Regions from separate parts of the Homo sapiens genome. Here region 1 is linked to region 2. Evidence: chromatin loops called from intact Hi-C (ENCODE). Cell type or tissue: IMR-90. All regions are shown on one strand.

Evidence for each region. Hi-C counts contacts between places; a loop is a spot of excess contacts. Peaks named below come from ENCODE experiments on the same cell type or tissue, not always from the same donor. Only the 100,000 strongest peaks of a DNase experiment are listed, where the experiment ranks them.
Region 1: a loop joins it to region 2, with 5 times the contacts of the local background. A loop is called at or near these places in 16 of 110 quality-filtered maps.

The regions. Positions count from the first base shown.
Region 1 is chr12:26,089,241-26,094,240 of GRCh38, forward strand. No RefSeq gene overlaps it. Among named protein-coding and RNA genes, the nearest start is that of BHLHE41, 33 kb to the right of the region's middle. In IMR-90, a CTCF peak has its summit at 2,783 (motif pointing left); no DNase peak of the experiment used is centred here.
Region 2 is chr12:25,434,327-25,439,326 of GRCh38, forward strand. It overlaps the pseudogene FAM133GP. Among named protein-coding and RNA genes, the nearest start is that of LMNTD1, 120 kb to the right of the region's middle. In IMR-90, a CTCF peak has its summit at 2,183 (motif pointing right); DNase peaks (open chromatin) are centred at 2,185 and 4,485; H3K4me3 peaks cover 251 bases; H3K27ac peaks cover 487 bases.

The sequences.
Region 1 (5,000 bases), 650 kb after region 2:
GAGTATGTGTGTGTATGCATGCATGTGTATGTGCATTCGTTTGTGTGTGAAGGAAGGGGAGCAGAGCTGCTGGCTTAGTCAGCTACCTTTGAATGCTTCTCCCTCAACAGGGGCTGAGAACCAGACCCCTTGCCTTTGTCCCTGAATTATATTAGCTCAGGGGTTCTTATGCCATCCAAAGATAAGGACATAAGAAGAATAGGGAAAGTGCCAAAAATTAACTGATATTGTATTTAATTAAGAAAAAAATAAATATAATATTTATAATATTTAAGTTTGAGTGTTGTGGAGAGATATATGCCTGTTTCATTTAGCTTCTGGCATACCCTTTATTGCCAGAGTTGCTTCATTTCTGATAGATTTTTATTGGAAGTAGTTTCCAATAGGTTGACTTCATGTTTGTTTAAACTCCCCATTTCCTGACTCTATCAGGCACTTTAAGAGAAAGCAAATAGTAAATTAGAAAGTAGAAAGGAGTCTGGAGGCCCAGCAGTTCCAAATCATCTTTATTCCATAATAGCCATCAAACACTGGGCAAGGCACTGAGTCTCTCTGGGCCTTAGTTCCTACTTTTGTAAAATAAAGAGCTAAGGTGAGTTCATTTCTGTCTTTTCCAGCACTAGCACTCCACAATTCTCTGATATGTATTAAGGACAATGAATACAGAAAGGTTTGAAAATCACGCAGATGAAGAACAGAAATAACAAACATGGCTGCAACTTAAATTTGTCAGTCAATTCAATTTCTTCAAAGTTTTTTACTAAGCATTGTCCACAGTATGGGCAGCCAGGGAAACAGAGAACAATGAAGAGGTAACAGATGGAAGAAGGTCAATAACTCCGAACACAGCTCCCTAGTGTGGGGATCCAGTGTCCCCACTGTGTAGCTGGACTGGCCTCCTCCCCTCAGGCTTCTTTCATGGTGGCAGGGTGCTCTTGCACATCGGGCTGCCTGTTGCTCTTAAGGACTGATCCTGCATGGAGAGGCCTCTGTGTCTCCAATCGTCAGCCTGTCCTACTGGTTTTAGCTAAAAAGTCTTACCTGGGCCGGACACAGTGGCTAACTCCTGTAATCCCAGCACTGTGGGAGGCCGAGGCAGGTGGATCACGAGGTCAAGCGATCGAGATCATCATTTTTGTACAAAAATTCAAAAATTAGCCAGGCGTGGTGGCAGGCACCTGTAGTCCCAGCTACTCAGGAGGCTGAGGCAGGAGAATCACTTGAACCCAGGAGGTGGAGGTTGCAGTGAGCTGAGATTGCACCACTGCACTCCAGCCTGGCGACAGAGCAAGACTCTGTCTTAAAAAAAAAAAAAAAAAAAAAAAGTCTTACCTAACAACCTCCCTTCCCTTCCCACCAGATTAGGTTCACCTATTAAATGCTAATAGCATTCTTTGCTTTCTGTCACACAGTTATGTAATTATACAGTGATTTTTCTGGTTATTTGATACCTATCTGTAAGCAGCACAAGGGCAGGGACCATGTTTGTTTTGTTCACTGCTCAATTCCTAGAACCTATTACAGGCCCTGGCATATAATATGCCTTCAGAAAATTTGAATTCAATGAAAAGGCGAATGTATGAGTCCCATCTTGCATATAAGAAGACAAAAACTCTTTGCCCAAGTCAAATTACTCACAAGTGAGACAACAGGAACACGAATCTGTTCTCACTGGCTCCGCAGCCTATCCATTCTCCATTCCTGGTGGCCTCCTCTTCTGTCTCCTAGACTTCGGTCTCCTGGCAACAGCACTGGTGCTAGGGGAGGCTGAGAGGGAGAAGCAGGAATAGAGACAAGGACACACTGATGTGACCTGGTCCCTTCTAACATGTCCTTCCTCTGTTTGTTCGCCAGTGCTTAGTATACGCTTCATGAGTATGCACTCGGATCTACTTGGAAGAAGACTGCCTATTTGCAGAAGGTCTTAACATACGGCTCCATGGCCTTTTCCCATTTGGGGAATGAGGTATTGAAGCTTTCAGAACTATGACTTCTCACCTGTCATCTACTTTCATGCATACCATGGATTCCAGCGCATGAACACTCATGCTGGAGATATGTGGTATGTGTATTTCTCCAGTGGACTCAATTCAGAATCACTTCTCATTCCTAAGGCAGCAATTCCATCTCTGTCCCAGATACTTGGGCTACGTAACCTGTGGCCAGCCTTTGATCCGCCCATGTGAAGCTGCAGGTCCATTTCCAAAGCCCAGGTGTCCTTTGCCTCCATTTCCTCTCTCTTGCCTGGAGCTACATTCCTCAACACGCACACTCCATCTGCTGCATCTGCTTACCTCCATCTCTCTTCCATGGCCACAGCTCCTTCTTATTTAATTTTTTTTCAAAAATCCATAAAGCATAATATCTCTCATTTAAGATAAACAGAATAAACACATTTTTTTGTCCAAACAAAAATTAGCTTAGCTGCCTTTCTTCACCTTACAATGTCATCAAAGCAAATTCTCAAAGACTGAGTGGCTCAAAGTACTTCGTAATGATTCTTTTCCTGATTTGTTCTGTTCATCATAACTCAGAGAAAATGCATTCCCAATAGTGTTTCCTCAACCTCCATTTACCATTTATTTAGAAAAAGCTCAACATTCTCTAAACCAGCTTGCAGTGCAGAGACTGTAGAAAGAGCTGGAAAGTTTGCCCGTGTGGAGAAAATCATTCCTTCTGCTCAAACTGCTATGGCATTCTCCAGTTTTCTAACAGAGCAGGATTAAAGAGGGTCTCTCCCAGGATTACACACTGCACCGCAGTGTGGGCTCTCCTCAGCGCCTGGTCATCCTATGCCCTCTGCAGGAGGACTCCGATTTGGCTCTACTGTATCGAGAGCTACCTGAAGTTATGCTCTTTCAATCTTTACAAAATCAGAACCTGATCTTGCGACACTGTTAATATTAGCTGTCATTAGCCCCAAAATTCCCATCTGTTTAAAGTTTAGGATTTGTTTTCATGCCACTAACTATCACTAAAAAAAAGTCTCTCTCTACTAAGAAACTCTGGTGCTTGGGAGACTGTCAAATTTGGGGGGGAAGTTCTGATAGGAATATTAATATTCTGATTTTAATTTACTTTAAGAAAAATTATTGGTATACATAATTAGTTACCTTCTTGTTTTTCTTTTGTTCTAGATCTTCATCCCAAGTCTGTATGTTTATTTGATCCCCCGTATTGAAAAGAAAACATTTGGAGCAGGCTAGATGAAAGCATAGAAAGAGCTGTGAGGAAAATAAACCAGATTGTAGGCCTAATTTTCTGCTACTTATTGTAGCTACTTACTGCAGCAGAAATTAGGCTACAACCTGGTTTATTTTCCCCACAGCTCTTTCTATGTTTTCAGCTAGCCTGCTCATGACATGATTTTTCAAGGCCACACAATAAGTAGCAGAAAATTAGCATGATCTGTAAAATAAAGAGGCTGGCCATGATGATACCTAAAATTTCTTCCAGTTCTGAATAGTATCACTTCATGCTTACTCCTAGGTCACCCCTCCCGGTTAGTATTTACTGCCTTTTTTTTTTTTTAATGTGTATTTTCTTTTTCTTTTTTTCTGAAACAGGCCCAGAAGATACACTGCTTTTTTTTTTTTTTTTTTTTTTTTTGAAGGAGTCTTACACGTCAGGGGTATTTCCTACCATGTCTTTTGTGGTTTTTGATGGTCACATGGATGGCTCTGTTGTATTTGCTTTATTCTCCTACACAGAGATCAATGCTTTTACATAGAGATCGCTCATGAAAGACAATGACATAGTTATTATGGTTCTATTTTTAAATTTCAGAAAAGGAGTTTTTTCACTGTCCCCTTCCCAAATTATTTATAACTTATATAAACAGTGTTTTCACTCTGTAGATTTTTTTTTTCAAATTCAGCATTAGTCTCTTAACAGGGATAATAGTTAATGCTATTCATCATCTAACAATGAAAACATTTATTGAGTACTTACTGTGTGTTGGAAATTCTGCTAGTTGCTATGATTACAAAGACAGACAAACCCTTGACCTTGTCAACTAAGGCTAAGGGGACATGTTCCTGTAGAAGTTGATGTGCAGCCAGGCACGGTGTCTCACACCTGTAATCCCAGCACCTTGGGAGGCCGAGGCAGATGGATTGCCTGAGCTCAGGAGTTCTAGACCTGCCTGGGCAACATGGTGAAATCCCGTCTGTACTAAAATACAAAAGATTAGACTGGCGTGGCGGCGTGCATCTGTAATCTCAGCTACTTGGGAGGCTGAGGCAGGAGAATTGCTGGAACCCGGGAGGCAGAGGTTGCAGTGAGCAGAGATTGCACCACTGCACTCCAGTCTGGGTGACAAGAGTGAGACCCTGTCTCAAAAAATAAATAAAAATAAGTAAAAATAAAAAATAAGTTAATGAGCAGCTCCCTCCTTTTTATGCCTTCTCTATCCCAAAACACTGAATCTATATTCACTGATATGAACAAATAACCTAAGGCAAAGAACATGACCTTTGTACATAAAATGTGTCTTCTGTTATGTACATGTGGCAAATGAACTTAATTCTTAACATGATTATCTCAGCTTCATGTAAGCTGCATGTGCAGAGGTGGGCAGGGATTGGGCCACACAATTCCAGGATGCTTTCTAACTCTAACACATCTGTGGTTTGGGATTATAGTCCAATTATATAGTGCTTTTAATAGTTGTTAAGAGGTAGAATTTTATTTCTTTATAAGGACCAGTAGGAATGAAGCAAAATCTACTAAAGCTTCATCAAAGGAAAATGTATTTACATGCCCAGCCATGTCTGTTTTAGATCCATAGTGGGAGACTGACTACTAACTGTTTGAGGCCACAAAATCAGTGGAAAGAAAACTCACTTCATTAAAATGGGCACATGCATTCAAAAATGAATCTCATATCTGGCTGTGAAGATCATCATTATCTTTCAAAAACCATGGTGAAATAAAGTTGAATGAATTCACCACAGACCTGAACTATAAGAAATGTTAAAGAAATTTCTTCAGGCAGGAAG
Region 2 (5,000 bases):
GTTACATGGAATTTTCCTGACTAATTAAAACTTTATGGTATGAAACATGCACTTTAGAATATTTAGTTTTCAAGTTCAAAAAGTACCAGTGTACCAGTGTCTATTTGAAACCATTTCTCTCCAAAGCCAAAGTGTCATCAAAATTAATTCAAATGACCCAGCATATTCTAATGCTAAAAAATATTCAGTATTATTGAAGTGGAGGTAAATCCCAGGGGTTTTGGGGCTTTCTCATGCTGCAAAAGGGCTGTTTCTCTGGTTCATTCAAAGAAGCGTATGACAAAATCCAAGGATGTCCCTAAGCTCAGTAAAAGGCAAGACTCCTGGCACCCAGCTCTGACCTCTCCATAAAGCCTGGCTACTCTTTCCTCAAATACAGGAAGTGTGAGGATCAAAGGCATGTTGTTCTCCTAGCTTAAAGAGACAGCAAAGCACCTCCTCCCTGCATCCTAAAAAGCACCTTTCCCAGGTAAATAAAAGTCTACACGGGGAAAAAATTAAAATACACTGATCTACAGAGTACGGATTTTGAAATGTCAATGTAATCCTTACTTCAAAAATTTTAACTACTTTAAAATTTTTAACATCTGGCCGTTTCTGATTCCACCTTAAAGATGTATTCAAGTTGGATTTCTGTTGATTTATCATTGTACACTTCTAGTCAAAAATATTAATTTTATTCCCAAATATTGTAACCACTAGTGCTACTGCAATGTATTATCTCCCAGAGTTATCAAGCACTGGAAGAGAAAAGAATAGATAAGCAGCAGGCAACATTTACGGCCCTTGCACACAGCGGCATTTGAATAGCTACTGGGTAGTCTGGGGATAATTCTTTTTTTTTTTTTGAGATGGAGTCTTGCTCTTTTGCCCAGTCTGGAGTGCAGTGGCACCATCTCAGTTCACTGCAACCTCTGCCTCCCGGGTTCAAGTGATTCTCCTGCCTCAGCCTTCCAACTAGCTGGGATTACAGGCACCAGCCACCAGGCCCAGCTAATTTTTGTATTTTTAGTAGAGACGGGGTTTCACCCTGTTGGTCAGGCTGGTCTCAAACTCTTGACTTCAGGTGATTCACACGCCTTGGCCTCCCAAAGTGCTGGGATTACAGGCGTGAGCCACTGCGTCTGGCCAGTCCAAGGATAATTCTAAAAACAAGAAAATTCATGCATTATAGTAAATATGTTGTAATTTTCACAGTTGAAATTTCCTTAGACATTGTACTTTCTCTATAAGGGAATCCTGATTTTTCTTAATATTATGATGAGTCAGGACTTGAACTAGCAGCCTTCTTTCTCTTCTTACTGTTTTTCTCATGCTCCTTTTTCCTTTTTTTGTGTTGTTTTTTCTCATTCTTCACTGCTTTTCTTCTTTTTTGCTCTTATCTCCTCAATATACTCTGATTCTGACAAGGACTCAGGTGATAAAGATTTATCTTCAGAATATGGGTTTCTTTTTGCTGAGTCGTTTAATAGCCTTTTTCTTTCTCAGTTGGGTCCTTCTTTTTCTTTAAAAAGAAGTCTTTCTTCCTTATTGTCTTTCTATCCTTACTGTCTGATTCAGTTTCTGACATGGAGCTTTCAGAAGATTTATGTGAATGGTTCTTTTTCTTTCTCCCTTTTCCATGTTTCTTATCCTCATCCTCAGAATCAGAAGAACTGCTGGAAGAATCAGAGCATGATGAAGACGATGAATACCTACCAGATTTATTCTTTTTCTTTTTTTTTCTCTTTTTTTGGATAAGCTCTTACTTTCACTTAACAATTTCTTCCTGTGTTTTTCTAGTTTTTTCTTCAAATTCATACAAAGCCTTGGCGCCTTTTTCTTTTTCTTTTCTAGTTGCTCTTGCACTTCTTCCCAGATAGGCCTTGGTTGACGGAGAGAATCCTGGATTGTTGGCCCTTAAGACTGGATTGGACCCCTTGATCTGGCCATTGCTGTTGGATTCACATAGGCTACCCGATGGTCCTGCTTCTCCTTGGTGCCCGAGTGAGCGCACAGTCACTCATCAAGGGACACGGTCACCCACCAAGGGAAACCTGGCTCGGGAGGCAGCTGAAGTAGGCCTGCCGCAGGTCCTTCTGCACTAAAAGTTCGTATTTTCATGAAAATCTTACCAATGTGTTTAGCAGGCTTGCTTGTTTCATTTTCCCCCCATTAGTCAGTGCCTACTTGGTTTACCACTAGAGGGCATTGTTGGCAGTGATATCAAGAGAAAGCATACTACAGCATTTTGCCAAAAAATTTTGTGCAATCTTTTTCAATTTTCATTTCAGCCAGTAAATAAAAACATACATTTAAAAGCTACTTCATTTAATATTTTATTTTTATATTTTATGCATCCCAAATACTGAGCTTCTAGGCTTTTTGTGTGTATTAATTTAATAAAAGAGAAATCATTGTAAACTTTGGTTCCAGTTTTCCAACAAACGCTAAATCTAGAATCTGTCAGTTTTCCCCCTGCAATGTAATACACTCTCACACATCCTTTCTTGGAATGTTATCGAGCACTTGGAGACTCATTATTTTTTATTTCCCAAAAGAGTGAAACTATTCTATTTTCCATATCATGGCTTTCCTGATATTTGTCAGAGGATCTCAAACTAGCAAGGGACCTTCAGTTTATCTAGTTCAACTATTTATAATAGACAGAATTTCTTCTACACAGTGATGAAGGGCTGTCTAAACCTCAAAATGATAAGAGAAGCGTTTTCCATTTTGGAACAACTGTATTATTTATTGGAAAGTTCATCAGGTGAAGGCAGAAGTTTGCCTCTTTGAAATGTATTGTATCAGATAAGATCTTTTAGTTGCAGATAACAGGAACCAAATCAAGCTTGCTTATGAAAAAGGGGGGTAGATTAATTATTAGAAAATAGAGGTGTCCGGGGCCTTTTGGGGGGTGGGGGGCAAGGGGAGGGAGAGCATTAGGACAAATAATGCATGTGGGGCTTAAAACCTAGATGACGGGTTGATGGGTACAGCAAACCACCATGGCACATTATGCCTACATAAAAAACCTGCACATTCTGCACATGTATCCCAGAACTTGAAGAAGAAAAAGAAAACAGAGGTGTCTTGTGGGCTGTGGGTAACTGGACACCTGAGATCTGTCGGTACTCAATCTCTCTCAGTCTGCTGCATCTGCTTCCTTCTATGTAATTACTTCATTCATTTCTCTCTGCACATCAGGATTTTCTGCTTCTCGCATCCCCATGGTGAAATATGCCATTTGAATGATAAAAATGACAAATAACTTTTGTTACCTAGCTGGAGTAGGCTGTTTCAGCATTCTATGAAGCTGGCCACCTCGGGATGGTGCAGTATGTGATTTGATCTGTCGTTCCCAGGGTCACAGGCCCACTCTCACACTGCCTTCATGGTGAAGTAGGTCTCTTGGTTGGATGCTTTGTTGTGTGGGTTTCCAGGTCTGTGGATGAGGCACTCCATAAGCCCTTGGTAATGGTGCTGGCTAAGGCTGTGCAGGCAGGAAAGGAAAACACACGCTTAGGACAGGTATCTGTCCCTGTGAGGATGAACGGCTGACTGGTCTTTCCAGGATGGAAGGGTTCCATGTGGTCAACTTGCTACTAAGTGGCTGGTTGATTCCCTCAAGGAATATGCCATATTGAAGATTCAATGTTTATTTCTTCGGATGTTCAGAGGTAACAGTAGGTAGACAGGCATTGGTAAGTGAGGTTCATGCTGTCAGGCTCACACATAGCCTCCATTTCTGCCACCATGTCCAGCCTGTTCATGTGTTCATCATGCCTGCTCTGGGTGACCAATGACAAAGACTAGTTAATGTCAAGAGGCTGAGTCATCTCATTTTACTTGGTTGTTCAGTGCTTTTTCCATGGTAGATGCTTTCTGGTGGGTATCCACATGTAAGACACAAGTCTTGACACTTTATACATTCACCCATTTGTCTACCCACATGGCTTTTCCTCAGACTCCTTGTCTCTGATCTTCCAGTCCTTTTCCTTCCAGTTCCCCGCCTGCACAACTAGGCCATTGGCCATTTCCTAGGAATTTATATATATTTTCACCTTGGGTCATTTCTCCTTCTATCCAAAGTGGATGACCAGTTATACTGCTCATAGATCTGCCATTGGGAAGATTTCCTCTTTACTCTCTTTCCCTGAATGTGGTTGTAATGAAGCCACTGTCTATTTTTTGGTTTTCATCCATATACTGAGCCAATCCATCCATAAACCAAGCTTTGGCTTCTTTCTTTCTTTTATCTGGTCATACAGGACCCCTCTGGCCCACCCTCCCTCATTCCCACCCAAATATGTTCATAAGTGCAAGAGTTGGGGGCATTGACTGGTATAGCTGTGCTTGGTGATATGGGGTCTTGGTTTCCTACTCATGAAACTTACTCAAGCCTTCCAGCCCTGTTCAGGTCTAATCCCACATATATCAGCACTCTCTTGCAATGGACTGCTACTAGCAGGACTGGAAGGCATGAGTAAGCATCATGTGGCTTTATGGTTTAGTGGATCCTACAGAATTCAGTGCATAATAAGCATTTCCAGATGGTCATTTGGTCTCTCGTGGTCAATTGTTCCATCACTTCTAGGACCCAAACACACCAAAAATAAGAGCTGTTTTTCAAAGTGCACATAATTTGATGTTGATGGCATGGTTTTGCTCCATAATCTCAGGGGTCTGAGTTGTGATTCTTTCACTTGAGCTTGCCAAACACTCTTTACTACATATTTTCCCACCACATGACACCTCTTACCATGGGGCCTGTTGAATCATATGGACCAAGTGACAGGGCTGATTGCACTGTGGCCTGGTCCTGCTTTGACACCTTTTCCTGCTCAAGGCCCCACTCAAAGCTGGAAGCTTCCCATATCACCTGATACATGGGCTGTAGAAATATTACCAGGCATGAAATGTATTACCTCCAGAGCTCAAGGAAGCTGACAAGTGGTGGCCTTTCTTTGTGGTAGGAGATGGAGACGCAAGATGCAGCAATTTGTCTTTAGTTTGGA